Linked DNA regions of Homo sapiens: region 1 is linked to region 2. Evidence: chromatin contacts called from ENCODE Hi-C or POLR2A ChIA-PET data. All regions are on one chromosome and are shown on one strand. The core of a region is the stretch at or near the end of the contact, and the rest is flanking DNA. Distances in the headings are between cores, read along the strand shown. Region 1 holds the start of ZNF821 (zinc finger protein 821). Region 2 overlaps ST3GAL2 (ST3 beta-galactoside alpha-2,3-sialyltransferase 2).

What was found. Hi-C counts contacts between places; a loop is a spot of excess contacts on that map. ChIA-PET counts read pairs that join two places held with the same protein, here RNA polymerase II (POLR2A). Pooled maps may share reads with other maps.
Region 1: a loop to region 2 is called in a pooled map, with 12 times the contacts of the local background. The contact joins the promoter of ZNF821 here to the enhancer-like site in region 2. A Hi-C loop is called at or near these places in 1 of 168 maps with a recorded cell type or tissue (CD4-positive, alpha-beta memory T cell) and 5 of 50 pooled maps. POLR2A ChIA-PET finds 5 or more read pairs at or near these places in 1 of 52 experiments (activated CD8-positive, alpha-beta memory T cell).

Annotation. Positions count from the first base shown.
Region 1 is chr16:71,882,623-71,885,636 of GRCh38, forward strand. ZNF821 (zinc finger protein 821) reads right to left here and starts at 1,560. Exons shown (of 8, transcript NM_001201552.2): 1 at 1,286-1,560; 2 at 589-651. RefSeq lists enhancers at 386-585, 2,426-2,926 and silencers at 946-1,065, 1,086-1,845.
Region 2 is chr16:70,378,741-70,381,440 of GRCh38, forward strand. It overlaps ST3GAL2 (ST3 beta-galactoside alpha-2,3-sialyltransferase 2), which reads right to left. Exons shown (of 7, transcript NM_006927.4): 7 at 1-2,700. Among named protein-coding and RNA genes, the nearest start is that of DDX19A, 33 kb to the left of the region's middle. RefSeq lists an enhancer at 2,522-2,691. Within about 2 kb of position 1,356, at least 39 of the 41 ENCODE cell types and tissues checked have a DNase peak (open chromatin) inside an H3K27ac peak, as active enhancers do.

The sequences.
Region 1 (3,014 bases), core at 310-2,809, 1.5 Mb after region 2:
TTCACACCTGAGTGATCAAGAGAAAAATAAGCAATTACAGTCCCCTCCCACACAACGAAACGAAAATAATAACAAAAACACCCACAAAAACAGGCCTGTGGGGTCATGGGCTGTTGAAAATCAATAAGTAAATAAATAAATGGCGCTGAAAGGACACTCTTGACCACAAAGCAAGATCTCAGAGGCCAGATGACTTGTTTTATAGGCAGTTAAAGCTAATAAAACCCAGAGACATACAGCCCTAAAGGTCACTCATTTTGTTTTACTTTTAACACTGCCTCAATTTCCAAGCCAAAACCTGAAACCAAACCAAACCAAAAATGTAAATAGATAGCTGCCTGAACATGGGCTGGGAAGACAGGTAAACGGTGAGATTCAGGTCTAAAGGGATTCCATTTTAAAAGGAAAGCAGTTCTGTCTGTCTTCAGAGCAAGGTTAAGAGTCCTCGGGAAGGTGCAACGTCTCCCCTGAACACTGTCTCTGCTCTCCCACAGGTATTAGGTTGCAGCGTCTAGGGCACACCACAGACTTTGGCAAGAAAAAAAACGAGTGAAATCTCAGCTTGATGAAAAGAGAGTGCGTTCCCACCTCCAGCTCTGGTGCAGTTCCCACGGAGCAAAGCAAACTCGACTGAATCCAAGTGATCTGTATCTGCCAAAAAGGAGAGGACAAGAAAGCTGGTCACTTAGCCGCCTGGCTGTTCACCTGACCCCTGGGGTTGGGTCTGGGGCGTGTCTAATCAGCCGAGATGGTCCCTCTGCTTCTTCAAGCATGAGCCCAGGTAAATTCCCAGGAATTACCAGACAAGAGCCTGACAAGAGCCGGAGGTCTTCCGAGGCGGCTCAGACAAACCCTTAGACAACACAATCTCCGAAATCTAAATTTAGAAGCTTTTCTGCGAGACCCAGACGCGGGGACTGATACCCCCCGGTCTGCACGCCCACGCCCATCCTCCCCTCCCCCAGCTCCACCCAAGGCTGTCAGACGCCGGGGCCGTCCCCGCCGGGGCCCGAGGAGGCGGGGTGCCCGCGGCCCGCGCAAAAGCCCCCCGGCCCCGCACCCCGCGCCCCGCGCCCGAGAGCGCCAAGGGGCAGCAGGAGGAGCGGCCGGGGAGGAATTGGGGTTGGAAGCGGGGAGGGTGAGCCCGGGCTGCCCCCCTAGGCCGGAGCTGGCCCCCGGCCCTCTCCCCAGTGCAGACAAAAGGACCAACAGCCGGCGGCCGCGAGGGGGCGAGGAGCCCGCATCCCCAGCCCGGACCCGGAGGGAGGGCAGGGGGTCTTTTTACCCGGCGCCTCGGCGCTGCGCTGCGCTCTGGGTCCCTGGGCCCCGCCTCCGGACAGACGGACCGCCGGACAATGGACCCGGGACCGCAGCCCAAGCCAGCCGGGCCGGGGCGCTCCGGGACTGGGCCCCGGCGAGCGGAAGGGGCTCCGGGCCGAGCCGAGCCGGTGGCGGGGAGCCGAGGGGCGGCGCTGCAGACGGACAAAGCCAACAGCAGACAGACAGACGGAGGGGGAAAAAGATGGCGACGCGGGCGGCGGGAGCGCGCGGCTCGCGCACCCGCAGCTAGTGAGGCGCGTGCACGAGCCTCCCTCTCCCCCTCCCCCGCGCCGGCCAGGTCCCCTTCCCCGCGGCCCGGCGCGCGCCTGGCGTTGTGGGCGGGGCCTGAGGAGAGGGGCTCTGGAGAGGAGGGGCTCCGGGGAGCGCCCAATCCCGGGCGCCCGAGAGGGGCTCGCCCGCGTTCCAGGGCTCCGGAACCCCCCGCCTCGCCCATTCCCGGGTCTTTCTCTGGCTGTCTCAGCCGCTCAGCTCCCCCAGACCTTCCTGGACGTGTAAACGCCACCCTACCCAGCCCCGATCCTGGTTTCTTACCCCACCATCGAGTTCAGCCACAAAACCCACAACCCCCAACCACAGCTCCGCCGCAGGCACCCCCTCTCCTTAGCCCGGATCCCCACCACCGTCACAAACCCTCTTCGCCTCATTCCCCCACGCTTCGCGGTGGCTTCGGCTCCCGAGGCTTTGAATGTGACCACGGGCCTTGGTGGGAGGGGCCAAGTTCAGCTGTCAGAACCTCAGAGCTGGGAAATCTTGAGATTTCTTTTGAGTATTTAATTTTCTGACATGATTCTCAACTGATAAAATAACATTGGCTGCAGACCCAGGGGCAGGGGAACTTGTGGCACTGTTGTCACTTGAGGGATGTTTGGGGGCAATGGAGAGCCGTTGGACCTTTTTTTTTTTTTTTTTTTTGAGACAGAGTCTCGCTCTGTCACCCAGGCTGCAATGCAATGGCGCGATCTTCGCTCACTGCAACCTGCGCCTCCCAGGTTCAAGCGATTCTCGTGCTTCAGCCTCCCGAGTAGCTGGGACTACAGGCGTGCACCACCACGCCCAGCTAATTTTTGTATTTTTAGTAGACGGGGTTTCACCATGTTGGCCAGGCTGGTCCCGAACTCCTGACCTCAGGTGATCCTCCCGCCTCGGCCTCTCAAAGTGCTGGGATTACAGGCGTAAGCCACTGTGCCCGGCCTGGTTGGACGCACTTCTAGTCAAACACCTCCTCCTGTCCACGTCCTTCTCTCTCCTAGTTCCTGTTGCCTTCTTTTCTTCCTCTCTTCTAGAATGCCTGAGCCTGCCCTGGCATCGCTTACCTGGAGAAGCAGGGAATGCAGAGGAAAGAAGATGAGATCTGGTATTAGAAGATCTGGCTTTGAGCCCCAGCTCTGCCACCCACCAGCCTGTTGACTTTGGGCAAGTCACTTCCCTGTTCTGAGCCTCTGCTTCCTAAGATGTCAAATGGATAATGATGCAATAATTCCTGGCCTTTACTCTCCGAGGGTTGTTGTGCCAGTTAAGTAAAACAAATGGCTAAAAGCATCATGCAAATGTTTTTCGTGATTACTGGCTGCACAAAGGCAGGGCTAACGAGGATGCTGTCATTTGCTGATAAAGTGACAAGTCCTGGTATTTGCATAGAACATTCTTGCAAATTGTCTTTCCCCTAAATCTTT
Region 2 (2,700 bases), core at 106-2,605:
ATCCCAGCACTTTGGGAGGCCGAGGCGGGCAGATCACCTGAGGTCTGGAGTTCAAGACTAGCCTGACCAACATGGAGAAAACCCGTCTCTACTAAAAATATAAAATTATCCGGGAGTGGTGGTGCATGCCTGTAATCCCAGCTACTCCCTACTCTCCTGAGGCAGAAGAATCGCTTGAACCCAGGAGGTGGAGGTTGGGATGAGCCGACATCGGGCCATTGCACTCCAGCCTGGGTAACAGAACAAGACTCTGTCTCAATAAATAAATAAATTAAATAAATAAAAATGCGGGTTGCCTGTGGCATGGTGGAAATTGGGCTGTGGAGGCAGGGCTGTGCCAGAGGGGAAAACCTGACTTAGATGCACTTCCCTGAGAGGTGGGGACAGCCCAGCCTGTGGCCACCCAAATGTATCGGAGCCTGATGGATACCTGGAGACATCATGTTGACAGAGGCCAAAGTGGTTACAGGACAGCCACTGCGAGGAGCTGCTACCAGGAATCCTCTCCAATGAACTCCTCTCCTGGAGGAAACTCAAGAGGCGACAACGAGCTGATTTTTAACCAAAATGCTTGTACCCGCTCAGATTTCAGTGTCTTGGAGCGCAGAGTCCAGGAATGAGGTGCCTCCTGTATAGGTGGGGGAGGGTATCTGGGAGTCATCTCGCCCCTCCCATATCCCCCAACGTTCTCAGCCATTATCAGTCACAGCTATCCTACCAGACCCGCCTTCTTCCATCATGCCCATTTCAGAACAATGAAGGACTAGACAGTTTTTTGTTCCTTTTAATTCAGAAAGGGAAGGAAATAAAAAAGTGTGTTTAAATTACTATTGCAGAAAATCTGGCTGGATGCTGGGACCTACCTCTTCCAGGATGGGGATTCATGATTTAATTTTTTTGAGACAGGGTCTTGCTCTGTCGCCCAGGCTGGAGTGCAGTGGCACAATCTCGGCTCACTGCAACCTTCGCCTCCTCGGTTCAAGGGATTCTCCTGCCTCAGCCTTCCAAGTAGCTGGGATTACAGGTGCGCACCACTGCGCCTGGCTAATTTTTGTATTTTTTTTTTTTTTTGGTAGAGACGAGGTTTCACCATATTGGCCAGGCTGGTCTCGAACTCCTGACCTTAAGTATTAAGTAATCCGCCCGCCTTGGCCTCCCAAAGTGCTGGGATGACAGGTGTGAGCCACCGTACCTGGCGGGATTCATGATTTAAAGCAAAAGAAAAAAAAGAAATAAATTATTCTGCTCAATACTGTTTGGCATAATTGCATTGCTTTTCATCAACACTCAAAACAGCCTCTTCAGGAAGCACTGAGATGGGAGTGGCAAGACTGGCTGAGGCCTAGCTCTCTAAAACGGTGGGGGAGGGGGGAGCGCCCTGAGAGAGGCATTCTACTAACCCCACCCCAATCACCCCTATTTTTACTCTTTCTACTTTCGGAATTGGAAAGAACGACACTCGAGCTAGGTTCCAATATATTAACTTTCAGGGGCCCACTGCCCATCCCAACCCTCCCCTAACAAAGTCCCCTGCCGGTCCCTGTTCCCTCAGCCAGCTGCAGGAACCTACCAACGGCCAGGAAGCTGCCTGGTGGTGTCAACTAAGAAAAGGGGGAGCATCTGCGCCGTCACTGTTGGGGAGGGGGCTCTATTAGTGGTTTGAGAGCTTCACAGAAGCCTTCCCCCTCCTAAACCTCCCCAGCTTCGAAGGGGGAGAATTCCACCAGCAGCCCCGTCAGGGACCTAAGCTGGGTTCAGCCATGCAAGCAGCTTCCAGGTGGAACCCCGGCCGCGAGCTTCCCAGCCCTTCTAGAGCGGGAGATGGAGAGCAGGGTGGAGGCAGGCGGCTTGCGGCGCGCAAGTCTCCTCTTCCCCGGCCGGCTCCCGGCTGCGAGCTCTGCCAGCTCAGAATTTGCAAAGAATCTGCGGTTTGGCCACCCACGGCAGCTTCAGCTTAACCAAAGAATGAGCCCCAGGCAAAGTTACCCCCAGGCAAGAGGCGATGGGTGGAGGAGGAGGTACATGCAGCGGGCAGCCGGGCCCATAGCCAGCCTCCTTCCGCCGTGCAGCCCCCTCCCCAGGGGCCAGAGCCGGCCGAAGACTGGGGGTAGGGACGGAGTCGGGGGACGGGATTTTTTTCCAGAGCAACAGGTAGGCTGGTGAGGAGGCCTCCGGCCCAGGGAGAGGCGCTGAGAAGGCTGCGGGTGAACGGGAGGGTCGAGGGCACACGTGAGTGACAGCACCTTGCACTGAAGGGGACAGGGCTTCCTCGAGCTCTGCCCTGTCCCCTCCACCTGTCCGGAGTTCGGCCCGGGAGCACCCCACCCCGCAGAGGGCGCCACTCCCGGCTTCCTGGAGACGCAGGAAGCCCTGGGGGCGCAGCCATCCCACAGCGCGGCCGAGGTGGGACTGGGGGTCCCGCAGCGACCGCTTTTCTTTGGTGGGTCTGCACGCACCTATCCGGGCAGGCGGGGAAAGGGGCCGGGCGGCCACCTATCTCCTGAGGCCCGCAAAGACCGCCCGCTCTCCTCCAGGTCTGGCCAGCTACTAAGACGATCCTCCGCCCGAGGCTGACGGAAGTGCTTCGCCGAGGCCCGCGCCATGCTCTCCTCCTCAGAAAGCGTGAAAGAAAACCCTAACCCAAAGCATGAGGGAGTGGGGATTGAGCGGCCGCTGGCCCGCCCCCGAAGGCCATTGATT